Linked DNA regions of Mus musculus: region 2 is linked to region 1. The links are chromatin contacts, found by Hi-C or POLR2A ChIA-PET in ENCODE. All regions are on one chromosome and are shown on one strand. Each heading gives the region's core, a stretch centred on a gene start or an enhancer-like site at or near the end of the contact. The rest is flanking DNA. Distances are from core to core; before and after follow the strand shown.

The links. A loop is a pair of places that touch in the nucleus more often than their neighbours do. ChIA-PET counts read pairs that join two places held with the same protein, here RNA polymerase II (POLR2A).
Region 2: a loop to region 1 is called in a map of left cerebral cortex, with 2.2 times the contacts of the local background. The contact joins two enhancer-like sites. A Hi-C loop is called at or near these places in 7 of 37 maps with a recorded cell type or tissue (CH12.LX, Patski, adrenal gland and 2 more). POLR2A ChIA-PET finds 5 or more read pairs at or near these places in 1 of 5 experiments (Patski).

What each region holds. Positions count from the first base shown.
Region 1 is chr14:23,582,878-23,590,390 of GRCm38, reverse strand. All of the region lies in intron 5 of Kcnma1 (potassium large conductance calcium-activated channel, subfamily M, alpha member 1), which reads left to right. Among named protein-coding and RNA genes, the nearest start is that of Gm51422, 63 kb to the left of the region's middle. Within about 2 kb of position 2,740, at least 1 of the 3 ENCODE cell types and tissues checked has a DNase peak (open chromatin) inside an H3K27ac peak, as active enhancers do; it is left cerebral cortex, where a contact is called at or near this core.
Region 2 is chr14:23,623,308-23,630,820 of GRCm38, reverse strand. All of the region lies in intron 3 of Kcnma1 (potassium large conductance calcium-activated channel, subfamily M, alpha member 1), which reads left to right. It overlaps Gm51422 (a long non-coding RNA gene), which reads left to right. Exons shown (of 2, transcript XR_003951126.1): 2 at 1-7,513. Among named protein-coding and RNA genes, the nearest start is that of Gm51422, 23 kb to the left of the region's middle. Within about 2 kb of position 4,768, at least 1 of the 3 ENCODE cell types and tissues checked has a DNase peak (open chromatin) inside an H3K27ac peak, as active enhancers do; it is left cerebral cortex, where a contact is called at or near this core.

The DNA.
Region 1 (7,513 bases), core at 1,491-3,990:
TCTACAGTTCACTCTTATGTCACTTGTCATTCAGGAATTGAGAGTCAGGACTGGTTAAAGAAGCCCATGGGAATGAGACCAACCGTCAGAGTGGCAGGATCTCGTGCCCCAGAAGTCCCACCTGTCACACTTGGGCTTTATTTATAGTTGCAATTTCTGGGATAAGCCGTACAAGATGAAACATCTCAAGTGGAATCACGGGTTACTCCACTCCCTTGCTGGGAGAATGTTCCTTAGTGCTTGGCTTATCAGGTCACTTCCTGAATTAAGACCAGCACAGTAAAACAATTAGTCATGAAAAGCAACCAGCTCTGAGAAAGATTAAATTGACAGCTCCCAGCTCCTCCTTGATGCTGTGTCTAAGTTATAATTAACATGAAAACAGTTTTGCTTCCATTAGTTAACTGAGGATTGGAGTACTTACCCAGAATTCCCTGTCTTTACTTGTAGGTTTGTTTTTTTTTATTTTGGTTTGGTTTGGCTTTTTAAAAAATTAATTAATTAAATTTTCTTTTTTTTTTTTTTTTTTTTTTTTTTTTTTTTTTTTTTTTTTTTTTGGTGCTCATACGGGACAACTTATATTTTTCAAAAAAAAAAAAAAAAAAAAAGCCCTGGGATTCACACACACAAAAAAAATACATGTTCTAACCATTAAAAACTTTCAACTACCAAAAAAGAAAACAGCACCAGGCCATTTCTCCTCCTTTTGTCCTCCATGAGTCCCCAACCCCCACCCTAAGATGCCGACTATTAACACACCTTTCTGCAAACTCATCTCATCCCATGCATAAGTAAATGGATGTGCACTTATGGCCAAACATTAGAGGGGTACTGATGTTCCTATGAGAAATTGTTTCAAATAACCATATTCCACTGCAATTTAGCTCTTGTAGTAACACGTGGTGGCCATCCCTTCAGCACCATAATAAGGTAAATTTTATAGCCATTTGGGAAATTTCCGTTATCTGCTTGTTGTGTAGTAGACCTAGCTCTAGGTTCTAATGGATCGCCTGGATGTTTTGTTTGCTAGCCTGAACGATATTTTCATAAACACTATCATCCATGTATTTGTGAAATTCCATTCCTATAGATATTTCCATATTACCAGAAGAGGCATTGCCAAGTAAAAGAGCATGAATAATTTATTTTGTAGACATTGTTAGATAATGTTCTAAAAATGTTGTGGGAAGATGTACTTGCATCCTGCAAAGCCCTGGGTTTGAAAACAACTGTCACATATTTAGAACATAAGCATCTCTAATATATAACATATAGTGATCACCTACACACTCTTGGATGCCTTGTGTAATTGTACCCTCGTGTGTGCATATCCTCAGTTAGATGCCACCTAGCCCCAGATTTCTCATTCAAACCATACTTACTTATTGCTGAGGGGAAAGTTTTGCTTCTTGGCTCTGAGATGTGCTTGCTGAGAATGGTCAGTATGTCCAGATCATGAGAGCCACATGCAAATCTCCGTCCTGAGTAGGTCCATGGGCTGGCGCATCCCAGCCTTCTCAGCTGAGCTGACGATTGGCTTTGTGACCTTTGTGACTGGGTCTTGTTCTCCACTCAGTCTGTGAAGGACATTGACAGACTGCCGCCTTATAATTCTGAGAAGGGCAGGAACCGAGGGACTTTAGAAATCAATAAATGATGCAGCCTCATGGGAAGCATCAGTGTTGAAACTGAAAACAGAGCAATGGCATGCTGGATTATAAAATTAATAACATTAACAATAACAACAATAATAGTAACAACAACAACCCAACCAAAACAATCAAAAGAACCTGTCCACTCTTGCAGGAGAAAACATTTAATACGATGCTTTTGCTTCTTAGTAACTGCCCTTGGGTGGAGTCCCAAACCTTCCTGCCTATTACGGAAGAGTCATTTTAGTCAAAAACTAGGAGGTCCCTCTGTCTGATTTAATACATAGGTTATCACCCTGGGAAACAAGCATTGTACTCATGAGCCACCACAGAAACTAATGAACGTTCTCAGGAAACAGTCCTACAAAGATGAAAAGGACCATTAGGTGTGAACAGCCTTTCCCTTATCCTGGAAAGTGGAGGTATACTGCCTTCACACTGACTGGGATTTGGGATAAGATAGATACAAGAAATAAGACTACTGAAGTACTGCACAAAGTTTTGAGGGTGGGGGCATGGTACTGCTGGCATCATGGTGATTGAAAACCAGAGTGGTTACCAGGGGCCTGATCTGTATCTCTTACAATGCACCACCCAGACCATGTTGCCATTCTTATTCTTAGCACAGGATTGCATATTATATAATAAAGCATATATATCACTTATATATGTCCGTTTAAGACACTCAGTAATACAGCCAACATAACAATGGTGAGTATTCAAATGCTGCAGCAATGGTCCTACCATTCAATCTGTTACCTAAATCCTCTCAATCTTCAGATCAAACCTATGAGGTAGGAATTGTTAATTACTTCATGTTTCCAGACCAGGCACCTGAAGCTCAGAGAGGTTGACTCTCTTGTCCAAGTTCACACAGCCTGTTTGGACAATTTTCCCCAGTCTGACATGATGTCACTGCACTCTTTTGCTGACCTTGAGCTTCTGACCTTAACCTTGCAAGATTGGGAGCTTTGAGGACCGATTTGGGAAAGGCAGCACCCACTCTGCTGCTTGATGTTGGCATTCCTCCATCCCCACTTACTCATCCCACAACGCTTTGCCTCGGGCCGGAAGGGAGGGGGAGAGCTCTTATTTAAGAGCGCACACTCCTATATCTCTTCTCTCGCACTCCTCCTTTGCCACCTCCAGTTTCTAGAAATGCCACGAGGACCAGAGAAGCATACAGAAGTGGCATGGTGTCTCCCAAGTTTCGGGGCACTTCGTCAGCTTGTAGATCTTGCAGAGGACCAAGGGCTTCCATGTGATCACACTCAGCAGAGAGAAGTAGATCAGAATCCAGCTCTCTGTTCTGTCCCAGTTCAATTAGCTCTTCCTCAGCCACTGGCCCACGGGTCTCTTGATGCAAGATCACACTTACTTGCCTCCAGTCCTGCTTTCTTAGTATTATCCCCTGTAAAAGGATGGTAGCAAGGGCGGCTCCCTCATAGGGTTACAACTGGGCTCTAGTGTGGAAGCTACATACTAAGAACATAGTGAAAACTTTGCTAGCAGGGCAATAGCTATCCCAGCCTCTTTCTCTAACTTTTCCTCCATACTTTAAAGTACCAAAGAATCATATAGAGCAGGATGGGACCCCACAAAAGGCAGCAGGATGGGACGGCATCTATGTCTGCAGACGGCAAAGCTCTGCTTGTTTTAATTCCCATTCTCACACATGGGCTCATCCCTTCACAAAAATCCTCACCCCAACCACTAAAATAAGTGCACCCTGAAATGAGAGGAGGATTTTATTTTGAGCTACGAACAACACGTTTATCTGTCTGTTCTTTTAGAAACTCTACCCCCATGCGCGGTCAGCCATGCCACCTTTGTGCATGTAGATGTTTGTGTAGAAAGTCATCTCCTGTGGTTAGAGGAATGGAATAGGAGAAGCTTACTCACTGACCAGTTGCCTGATGTGCCTTTTATTATCTTAGTGATAGAGTTGAAACCCTGGGCCTTGTCTATGCTGGACAAGTGCTTCCCTCCCGAGTCACAGTTACAGCCCTGCCTAACCAATTTTTATTGAGCAGGTATTATGTGCTTAGCACTGGCTTGTGAGTATCACAGAAACAGCCTCCCTCTTTGTTAGCTGTGCCATGTTTTTAAACAGATTTTACCCATATTCTCTCTCTGACAGAATGAGGAGCGTGACTGGGGCCTCCAATGAATGGAACTTATCCATTCTAGGTCCAACAGTAGACCTTAACACCTTCAACAAATTTCACTAGAAAACAGAACACTCTAGTATGAAATAGAAAAATGAGCTAGTGGCCAGTCATAGAGGAAAACAACAACGAAATTGAGGCTATCTACTTAAAAATATGACTTTGTATCCTTTGTGTGTGTGTGTGTGTGTGTGTGTGTGTGTGTGTGTGTGTGTGTGTGTACATTCTAGAAAACAAGAACAACAGGTTAAAATAGGACACAACATAGTTCCTGTTTGAGACTAAGGTTCAATCTTATTTTGGAAACAAGATAAACAGACATGAAATGGCAGTAGGTAACATTGCCTACTATATAATTAAGTTCAGAATTGCCAAGCACAGCAGAAAGCATGGGGGTGAGGGGTAGTGGTCAGAGGAGTGAGAGTAGCATATGCTTGTGTGTGTATATGTATGTGTGTGTGTGTGTGTGTGTGTGTGTGTGTGTGTGTGTGTGTGTGTGTTATGTATCAGGGATACAGAAAATTCTGTGGAACACTGAGCCCCAGATGAGGTTGGTAGTGGAGGGCAGAGCTTGCCATGGAAAAGGAAGCTCACTCCCTGAGGGGAGAGGACTGCACTTCACAGAATAGTCTGAACCAATGGAAGATAGAAAGTCTTTTTCTTAGGCTCATGTCAGCCTCACCACCATAATAGATGCTTGTAGTTGTTTTCTACTGACATAGAAACCTATCACCACAATGTTGTGCCTCAACACAGCCTCTGTGCCTCATCTCATAATTTTTTAGCCTGGAAGTCCAACTTGGGTCTGGCTAGGGTAAAATAAAAGTATCTTCAAGAGCTGGGAAGATTGCTCCCTTAGTGAAAATGCTTTCCTCATAAGCATGGAGACCTGACTTCAGTCCCTATCACCCACATATAAGTCTGGGTATGGTAGAGTGTGGTTATAATTCCAGCAATGGGGAGGCAAGGTAGATCCCTGGGCCTCAGTGGGCAGCCAGGCTTGCCAGTTTGGCTGGTTTTAAGCCAACGAAAGACTCTATATTAAAAAACATGGCAATAGCAACTGCAGAATGATACCAGAGGTTGTTCTCTGCCGTCCACACATGGTTATACACAAATGCATACATACTCACACATTTACACACACACACACATACACACACACACACACACACTGGGGTGGAGAAGGAGGAAGAGGGAGGAAAAGAGAGCAAGGGAGGGAGGGAGAGAAGGAAAGAAAGAGGGAGAGGGAGGGAGGGAGGGAGGATCTGGCTCTTTTCCTGAGGCTCTGTAACACTCTAGGCAAAGAGCCATGCCTTGCTGCTTCCATGTCTATAACCCTCCTAGTCCTTGACTCATAGCTTCTTTTCCCACCAGATTCAGCAAGGTTGAGTCCAGGTAAAAACTAAAGCAGAGGCCAAGCGTGGAGGAGTGCTGCCTGCCAGCGTATTCCTCCTTGCTTGTTCAGCCTGCTTTCTCATACAACCCAAGGATGGGCCTCCCATATGTGTGTGTGTGTAAAACCTGACATGCTTGCCTATAGGTCAATCTTATGGAGCCATGTTTCCATGTTTTTTCTCCGCTGAGAGTTTCTCTTCCCAAATGATTCTAGATCTTGTTAAGGTAACAAAAGTTAAAAATTTTTAAAAATCATAAAAAATGCAGGTAGGACAGGTGTCATTGTAGATTTGAAATTAGATAAAATTAAGACTCAGTTCTTCATCAGTGTTACCTACATGTCAATAACTTAATAGTCCCTTTAAATGGTGGTTCCTATGTTCTAAATTGTATACATAAAGCATTTCATCATTCTAGAAAGTTCTATCTGCTCACAATGCTAGTGTGTATTCATGATGTGTTAGCACCATGGCTTTCCACCTCTCCATGGAGGACACTTCTACATACAAAGGAGCTTAACAAAAGTTTGAATTGATTTTTAAGAAATTGAATGAAAAAATGAAATAAAAAGGAAAGGAAAGGAAAGGGCATGATTGCTCCTAGCATGGCAGAGGAGAAAGTTTATTATAGCTATGTGGGAGAGCATAGTCAGAGACAGACACGTCTGGGAGAGCCCAGAGTAGACATGACTCTGTTCTGTGTGGGGAGAGGAGAGGAAGGGAGACAGGAAAGGGGGAACTTGATACAGCAGCCAGGAGGCCAAAGGTACAAAAGTGACAGGTAACCAAACCAAAATGCCTGGATTATATAGGGAAGAGTCCAGGGTCTTGGGTGGGATACCCCAGCCATTCCCTGTAACAGGTTAGGACTGAGGGATGCTGGGAGAACCCGGAGGCAAGGGTCTGCTTTGACATGTTGATAAGCATCTCGGCCATTTGCACAGGTTTGAAACTTAGCAGTAAGTCTATCTTTTAAAGAATTAGATAGTTCTCCTGGGATCACCAAGAGGGCTCAGTGGGTGGAGATGCTTGTCAGCAAGCCAGGACTCATTGGTGGAGAGAGCAAAATGACTTACACAAGTTGTCCTCTGGTGTTTGCACATGGTTGGGAAGGCAAGTGTCCAAGCACACAGACACACAGACAGACAGACACACAGACAGACAGACACACACACACACAATTAAAAGTAATATTAAAATATAAAAAACAATAATTTCCCAAAAAACTCAAAAACCTTTCTATCCAGATGTTAGAGGCACAAGTCTTTAGTCCCAGAACTCAGGAGGCAGAGGCAAGCAGATCTCTCAGACATCTGAGCCAGCCTGGTCTACAGAGTGAGTTCCAAGATGGCCAGAGCCATATAAATAAACCCTGTCTTGAAAAACCAACCAACCAAACAAACAAACAAACACAAAAATAAGACAAAACAGCAAGGACAAAAAAACCTTCCATGAATAGATGGTTGAGAAGGCATTAGCTAAAAATGGCTGTTGAGAAGGAATCACCACCCCACAATGCTCAAATTTAGTCAAGTACATTTAAAGCCTTGACATCCTAAGTGTAAATATTACATATTTTATTATATATTATAATATCTTACATATAACATGCATATAGTATGTATACAATATACACATTAATATTTTACATATATGAAACATTGGGTCTGACTCAGAGCCTCTGCTTGTCAGGCTCCCTGCTCTGGGGTAAAATGGCCCTTTAGGTGCAGCAAAGAAAAAAGAAAGCTCTCTGGTTCCCTCTACAGGATGGCTCTGGAATTTCCGTATTGAGAGTAAGTAGTGGGTTAGAGAATACTCTAGCTTCAAGTTCCTGAGAGCCCTTCATTAGTAGAGGTAGGCTAACCTTGAACTCACTTTTCGATCTGCCATCTATGACCATAAGACCCCTCCTTTATCTCCATCAAGAGGTCCCAGCACTGGAAGGGCAGTCCCCAGAGCCCTCAAGATCACCTGCACCACCTACCAAGGTGGCCTAAATTCTAGTTTTAGTTTCTTCAGTTTCTAAGCCCAAGCTTTCTAACCCCCTCCCTTTAGCTTGTAGCTTTATTTAAAAATAAAATGGGGGAGTCGGTCCATGAGGCTCACATCTGCAATCCCAGCAGTAGGAGACCTAGTATAATGGCACATGCCTTTATTCCCAGCACTTGGGAGACAGTGGCAGGCAGACCTCTGTGAGTTTGGGGCCATCCTGGTCTATATAGTGAGTTCCAGGGCAGCCAGAGCTACATAGTGAGACTCTGACTCAAAAAATAAAACAAGACAAAAGCAAACAAAC
Region 2 (7,513 bases), core at 3,519-6,018, 38 kb before region 1:
TTTGCTGGGAGATTGATGCTTCCATTGGAAGCATTATGGACAGGAGAGCCTTTCACTTGAAAATTGGGAAGAAATAAGAGAGACTCCTAGGTTGTGGAGTTTACTAGCTGGCAGCTTTCTCTCCAAAGGCCTGAGTCTTGGTTCCACTCTGTAGAAGTATTGGGAGTGCTAGATTTAAAACCCAAAATGTCTGAGTACCAGGTTAAAGAGTTGGTAGCCAGCCTGAGGGACTACTGGGAGGTGGCTAGTCTTCTAGGAGTTGGATCTTAGGGCCTTTGAAGAATCTATGAACACCCTGGTACCTCTTCTCTCTGTGTGCTTCCCTGCAGTCGTGACGTGAATACACCCACTCCCCCAGGCTTCTCTGCTACAATGTACTAGCTGCTACTCACTGGAAGGGACAGAATCAAGAGACAAAGATGACATTTCTGGAACTATCACCAGAATAAACATTTCTTTAAATTTTGTATTTATGCTTATTTAGTCGTTGTTGTGTATGTATGTATGCATGGACACATTTGTATGCTACAGCACACATGTGGTAGTATGTCAGAGGACAATATGTAAGAGTCACTTTTCCTCTTCTACTGTAGGTTCCAGGGATTGAACCCAGATCTTCAGTCATCTTCATTGTGTTAGCTCTATATTTCTCCTTATTAAGTTGTCTATCTCAGATATTTTGTTACAGCAATGAAAAGTTAACACAGAGAACTAGAGGCCAACTTAAACACCAGCAGCCCCGGGGAGAGCTATTTTGGAAGCTGTTGGGATAACTGATTCCATTGTATCATCTAATAGATAATAGATAAAAACATACATATAGATACACAATAATGCACATTTTCACACACATGTTCATGTATACACAACAATGATATAAAAGACAGAAACCATAGTCAAGGAAAAAGCATGGTCCTGCTTCACCCCAGGCTGTGACTGTTCATGCCCATGTTCTGTTTGTTCAGTGGCAGTAGATCTCAGATTAACTAGGAAAGACTCACTTCAACTCTGCTCCTAAAGTGTGCCCATCAAGTATAGGTTCCCCAGCCACATATATAAATGGTAAAGAGCAGGAGCGTGCCTTTGCATAGGCACTGAAGAACTTAGATAGTGTCAGAGAACTAATAGAGAAAATAGTCACATCTCCTCCATCCCTGGGTCCCAAGGGAAAGCCTGCCTTGGTGACTTGTCCATCCAAGTGTGTTGAACTGAGTTGCTTGGTGTAGTGGATGTAATGAAGGAACTCTAGACATTTAAAAAGTCATCTGATTGCACAGTGAGGTCACCTGCTTCATCCTGAGAAGCAGCCAATCTATTACACTCCCCAAAGGCAGAAAATACACTGCTGGTAGCATCAGGGGTGTTCCTAGATCAGAATCCTTCTGCAGGAATGGATGGGAGGAAGGACAGGTTTCCCTTGCATTAAGAGCCTGGAGCCAAAGAGGCTGGGTGGTTCCCAGCAATGCTGGGTGATTTATAGCCCTCAATGTCATCCTGATTTTCAACCACTGCTCCCCTGGGAGCCTGTGTGCCAGTCCCTTAGGGGGAAAGAGACAATGGACTGATTTTTAATGGCAACAGGGCCAACAAATCTGGATAACTCCTGACTGAACACAAAGGTGCACGTGTTTCTTCTCATCTGAAAAAACATGCAGTGTGGTGCACACACTGCAAAGTGGGACCTACCAGGCTTTGCCACTCTGAAGAAATTGTGCACACCAGTAAGAGAGAAAGAGCGGGCTTCTGCCAGTTTTCACATCGCTCTCCTTAGCTTGGACTTCACCATAGAACCTATTCTTTGGGATGGGTTCCCATATCAAATCATGGTTAATTAGAAAATGAAAATTTAATATGATTATTCTATGGTGCAGTTGAGGGTGGTGAAAGAGACAGTACTGGCTGAGGAATCCCAAAGCTAAACCGCTCTAACCATTTACAGTTGTATGCTATTCCTACGTGGGTTTACTTTCTATCTTGTCCACGGTTGTCATTGCTGCTCAAGTTCCTTTCAAAACACACCCTTCTTATTTACTGTAAAACACAAAGCTCTTGGCCACAAGCACCTTTCTTTGGAGGAGTCAATGGTGTCTATATTACCAGCGATCTACACTTTCTACCCAGTATGACTTCTAGCCACCCACTATATCTCAGGGATACTTTCTTTCTAGCATGTTCTGTCCTAAAAGTCTATTGTAAATATCTCTTCTTTTGAGCCTGGAAGATAAAGCTGACTCGTCAAAAGTAAGATTGAACTCCCGCTGTAAACGTTAGTCTCTACATGTAGTGTTGGCTGTAATCATATTATTTCTTTTAAAGTTAGAATTCCGCATCTCTGAAAATGACAGCAAAATGAAATCAACCAGAGGGCAGTTTTTGTGTGAATATATCTCATGTACTACACTTGGTGGTTTAGAATTGTTCCAAGACTTGTGTAGTAATGTTATAAGCATGTGTGACTCTGAAGTGGGCTAAGAACTAAACACCTATGAAGAAGACTTTTAATTTGGTCCTAAGAGAATACATGCTTTACATGATAACTTACATCTGACTGTTCCTTCCAAGTCACTGCCTGATGCCAAAAGTTTAAAACCACAGTACCATGGAACCCACAAGCATCTTCTAGAACTTACCGAACTCACAAGCCAGAACCTGGGTTCAGGCAGACATTCAATAATTAATGAGGTATATTACTTTTTCTATTTGTAACTAATTCTCTCCTCCACAAAAGGCAAGAATTTAGTGGGGGAAATCTCTCTGCTTCTCCTTGTCTCCATGGTCCTCAGATTGCCCAGTATTCTGTTTCCAGAGTGTTGACGTCAGTGGAAACAGCACACACATAGTAATTATCTAATATGCTATAAACAACATTCTATGGTCTGGCAGAGAAAATAATGCCCCAGGCAAAGGGGAAGTTGAATTATGAAAAAGCAATAAGCCTTTTCATAATTACACACTAAGAAAGAGAGGTCTGGTTTTTAAGCTAAACAGAAAGTGCCAAGGGAGCCTATTTTGAAGTGAGGAAGATGCCCCACCCCCACCCCCACAGTGACATGCACCATCCCACCTCTGAGCAAAATGGAGAACACAGTCAGTCTCTCATTGTACATCCTGAAGCACGGGATGGTCGCCAGAGCCCATCACCTTTTCCGTGGAATCTCTTGGGTGCAGCTATGACTGATACTTCTATGCTAGACACGTCCCGTCTTGAGCTGGGCAAGCAAAAGATGAATGAGTCCCCATGGCCCTGCTGTAGATTACTTAGTGCCAGTTGTCAGTTCTTCTATCCCAGGGAAGGGTTTGCAATGAGACTGTTTTCGACAGACTGTCCATGATAAATGATTTTCCCAGTAAGAAATTGCTTTTCTGCTAAACCTCACCCAATCATGCTGACAAATGTCTGGCTATAGAGAACCCTGCTACTGCTGTCTCAGAAATGGGGTGGGGGTGGGGGTAGGTAGTGGCTGGGATCTGAAGCCAGGATGGGCCAAATAGGAGGTCTTGTGGGTGAAGACAAAAAGAGGCAGGGGATTTGGGTTCTGACGTATGTGTTTGATCAGCTCCTATCAGCTATTGCTGAGAAACGACCAGCAGAGTTCAGAATGTTCAAGATCTCAGAGAAGGAGGCGGCCTCAAGGGCTGCGTGTGCCTCTCAGTTCTGGTTGGTGGTATTTCCATGTAAAACTGTGTAGGAACGCAGCAACTGATGTCAGCTATAAATAGAACAGAAATGCGTACACATAGCAAGGGCAAGAACCTCCAGGCAATGTTCTCAACCTGTCATTAGTCTGTGACCCTTTCTGAACCATCATAAAAATAGCATGCCCTCCTTTAATATTATTTGGCATTTCAAAAGAGATTAAAATACCAAATCTAAAAATCTTAAGTGACTGTTAGAATTTTGTCTTTTCCAGCTGAACAGAGTCTCTCTTTCTCTTCCACACACTAGGAGGAGAGGAGTCTGTTGCAGTGGCAGTTAGATGTTACATGTTGTGTGTCACTTGGCAACAGAGGCCCTGAGGCCCTGGCAGGTTAATACCTGTAGACTTAGAAACCTGGGTTCAGGGTTGGTGCCATTGTAGAGTTGTTATGCTAGGGCCTTGGTCCTGCGAGAGGGGATCATAGCACTATCAGAAGGGACATGGGCAGTGCCAGGGTCAGTGTTGCAGTGCTCCTTTGCATCCAGCCTTTATTTCAATGGCCTCTAGTGCCTGCTAGCTCTTGGTCCCTGCCATTTCCTGAGACCCTGGGAAGGACAAATTCCCCGAGTTGCTCATCCCATGGCACAGGCTGGTCTTTGAGCTGTGACTTGAAGGCTAGGTTCAGATAGGCAGGATGACTTTGCTGCCATACTAAAACGTTTGCTGGGGAGAAAGAGGCTCCTGGAGAAGGGGGCCTTACTAGTTTACCCTAGAGGATTACTGGGGACACTAGAATTAGCTTTTCCTGTGGTTTTCATAAAAGGGCCTCCTGGGAGGTTCCTGCTTTCTTCCATAACACGGGAAATCCCCTTGAGCTGGTAGAAACAGGTGGGCCATGCTCCATTTCTCATTTTTTTTTTCTGGAAAAGGCCCCATCTTTCCTTTAACACAACATGCATCCCCCCTGTCCTTCCTCACATTGCTGGCTTCCTCCTGCTGCAGGGTACCACAGGTTGGCCCCCTCCTCTGTCTCTAGACACCATGAGAAGGAGCTTCTGAATGCTTCCCCAGCCTTGCAGCGCTCTGCATAAATAGCTCAGTACCCGTTTGCTGTGGGTTTGTTTTTGGCTTCTTCCTCCATCCATTCATGGCACATTTACTAAGCCTGAGCACATATCAGACTATCCCGGGACCAGAGAATAGACAGACAGACAGACAGACAGACAGACAGACAGATTTTTCTGCCATCTCCTCTGGAGCTTGACAAGAGGTAGCATTGGTACACTAGCAATGAAAATGTGTTTACTGTCCCACTACAGCCCAGTATGTCCTAATCCACATCTTGTTTCCTTACTAATTCATAAAGCCTCTTCGTAAGCCTGCGAGGTGCTTCTGTAAGAATCAGACTGTTCTAGGTGAGAAAGTCTGGTAAAGGAAGATAAAACCAGAACCATCCAAATGATGGGTGACACCACCAGAGTCTGCATCCTGGGAACTCTGCCTTCAGAGACTCTGTGTCCTTTGTGTGGGACTCCTGTGGCAACTGAAGGGAGATGGTCCTGAGTCATCATTGGATGGTGTCCTGGTTTCCTCGTTGTCGGGGAGCAGCCTGGCTGTCCTGATAGTCGGCTCTATCTCTCTGCAGTAAGGTTTCTCCACACTTGATGTCTTGTCCCTTAAAGACCTAAATAACTATATGAGCTTGCCTGTGCTCTCTATTTGGATCCAGGGACTTGGACGCTGAACTGCAAAGAAGAGGCGATGTTTAAACCCATGGGTCCATCTGCATCCTCCAAATGGTACTTTGAAAGTCAGTCATGTAAAGTAGAAAGACTTTAAGGGACCATCCAGAAGAAATATGACCCCTCTATCCAACCAGGAGTTAGGAGTAGGACTGGGCTACTTCTTGCTGGTCACGAAAGGAACTGGAATAATTGACATCTGAATTTGAATCTGAAACTAATCACAGCTTCAGGACTCAGGTGTGTCTGGGTCCACAAAACTAACATGCACACATACTGCAAATAAAAGGAGTAGGGTGATTAAGTTTGGCTGGTCTCTGAAAGGCAATCATGTCCTTAAGTAGTCATGAACATAGCACCAAGCACATAGCAGACATGTGATGGGCAAAAAGCTCACAGCCTTCTGGGACCACTAAGCTTATGCTGGCCATCTGCTTTAGGAATTCTCTCTACTAGATATTCTGGAATGGTGGCATAGTATAGTAATTCATAGGCCCTTCCCACCGTGACTTAATGGATCTCTAGGAAGTGAACCCGTACCACCAGGACTCATGCTCCTCAGTCTACTTTGTATATGATCTCTGCTTGATGTCAGTGTATTCCTTTTGCACTGTGCTAATTAAAAAGCTGATCTTGGTTTGCTGATTGACACCTCAAGTGAGGAAGGGAGGGGATCTTGTGGCCAGTCAGTGTGAGAGGGAGGGCAAAGGATCCATACTGGAGGCTATGAACTCATGAGTAGTATTTGCCTTGGCAGAGGCTCCTTAGTCCCGAGATGCCTGACTCCTGAGTTTCCAGTCCTAATGTCTGTGTGGCTAATAAAGGAAGTATCTGTAGAGTTACTGTTCTGGGAGTCTCACTTTTGGCTGAGTCTAGACAGATCTTCACTTTCCTGCACTTGTACTGTGGTGAAATAGACAGCTAGCTACTCTAGCTGAGGAGTGAGACTTATGATAAGGACTTTACCACTGAAAATCTAGATGTTCAAGAGTCATCTGGGTAGCATCTTTGTGAGCAAACCATAGTGGTTAGTGTCATCTGAAAAGGCAGCACATTTTGGTTTACATGATGAGATTAAAAGAAAAACCCATACCCACTATATATAGTTTCCAAAATGGTAATTCTGTGCAAACAAAGAGAAACCCTAGCATTGTTTCAATATAGTTAAGTATTGAGCTAGCACACATCATACTCGATTACAAGATACAGTCAGTTATAGAGAGGCTGGCGCGCATCCTAAGTGCCCTACCTCACTCAGCTCCTCAGGGTAGATGCTCATTTTTCCTAGGGGAAGGAGCAACTTTACCCCTGGCAGTGGAAATGTCAAGGACAAGGCACTCTGGTCTCAATGTTCTCCTGGCTCCATCTTTCTGAATCTGAGTCCTGGTCAATAAAGTAAGAGTCAGTTTATCAGGGTTGTCCTAGAATCATTGCAACTGTGCTGGTAGGCCCAGCCACTAGAGGATCTAGAACTTTCCCATTGACATTAAGTAGCCAGCTACCCCAGGTGAACACAAGCTGGCTGCTGACACAGGATCAACTGGGCCTTACAGCAGGTCCCTGGAACCTAGTTATGAAGGCTGTCCTGGGACATCTTTGTGCGTCGTAGGGCAATGTCAGAGTTTATTTGATTGAAATGGCCAGACCTCGTTTGTAACATGTTGCAAGGAGAGGCAGAGTAAGGGAAGAAGTAGGGGCTGGAGGCTGATTTTGATTAAGCTTGCCATTTCACTATAAAATCTATAAATGGGATTTAATACACTGTGATGCTCAAAGATGACTCTTTATTTTCTTATTCTTATGGATTTCTCAGAGGATTAAGCAGTTGTCGTTGTAGCACAGAGACCTGAATCTTTCACAAAGCCTCTGGTGCATTTCCCAGACACAACAGCTTCTTTTTGGTGGCTGAACCTAGAGCTGCCTCTTCCTGTCTCCCAGAGAGAAGTTTTCACTCCCTAAACACTGTGATTTGCTTTCTTGTGTTTTCTATAATTGCCCCACAATCCCGTGGTCCATGGAGGCCATGTTCATCACCAATCAGAACTATAGCTCAGAGACTTTATGACATTTGTCTTGTCACACAGCTTGGAAGTGTCAGAACTGAAATTCGAACTCTGACATTTTGTGGCTACA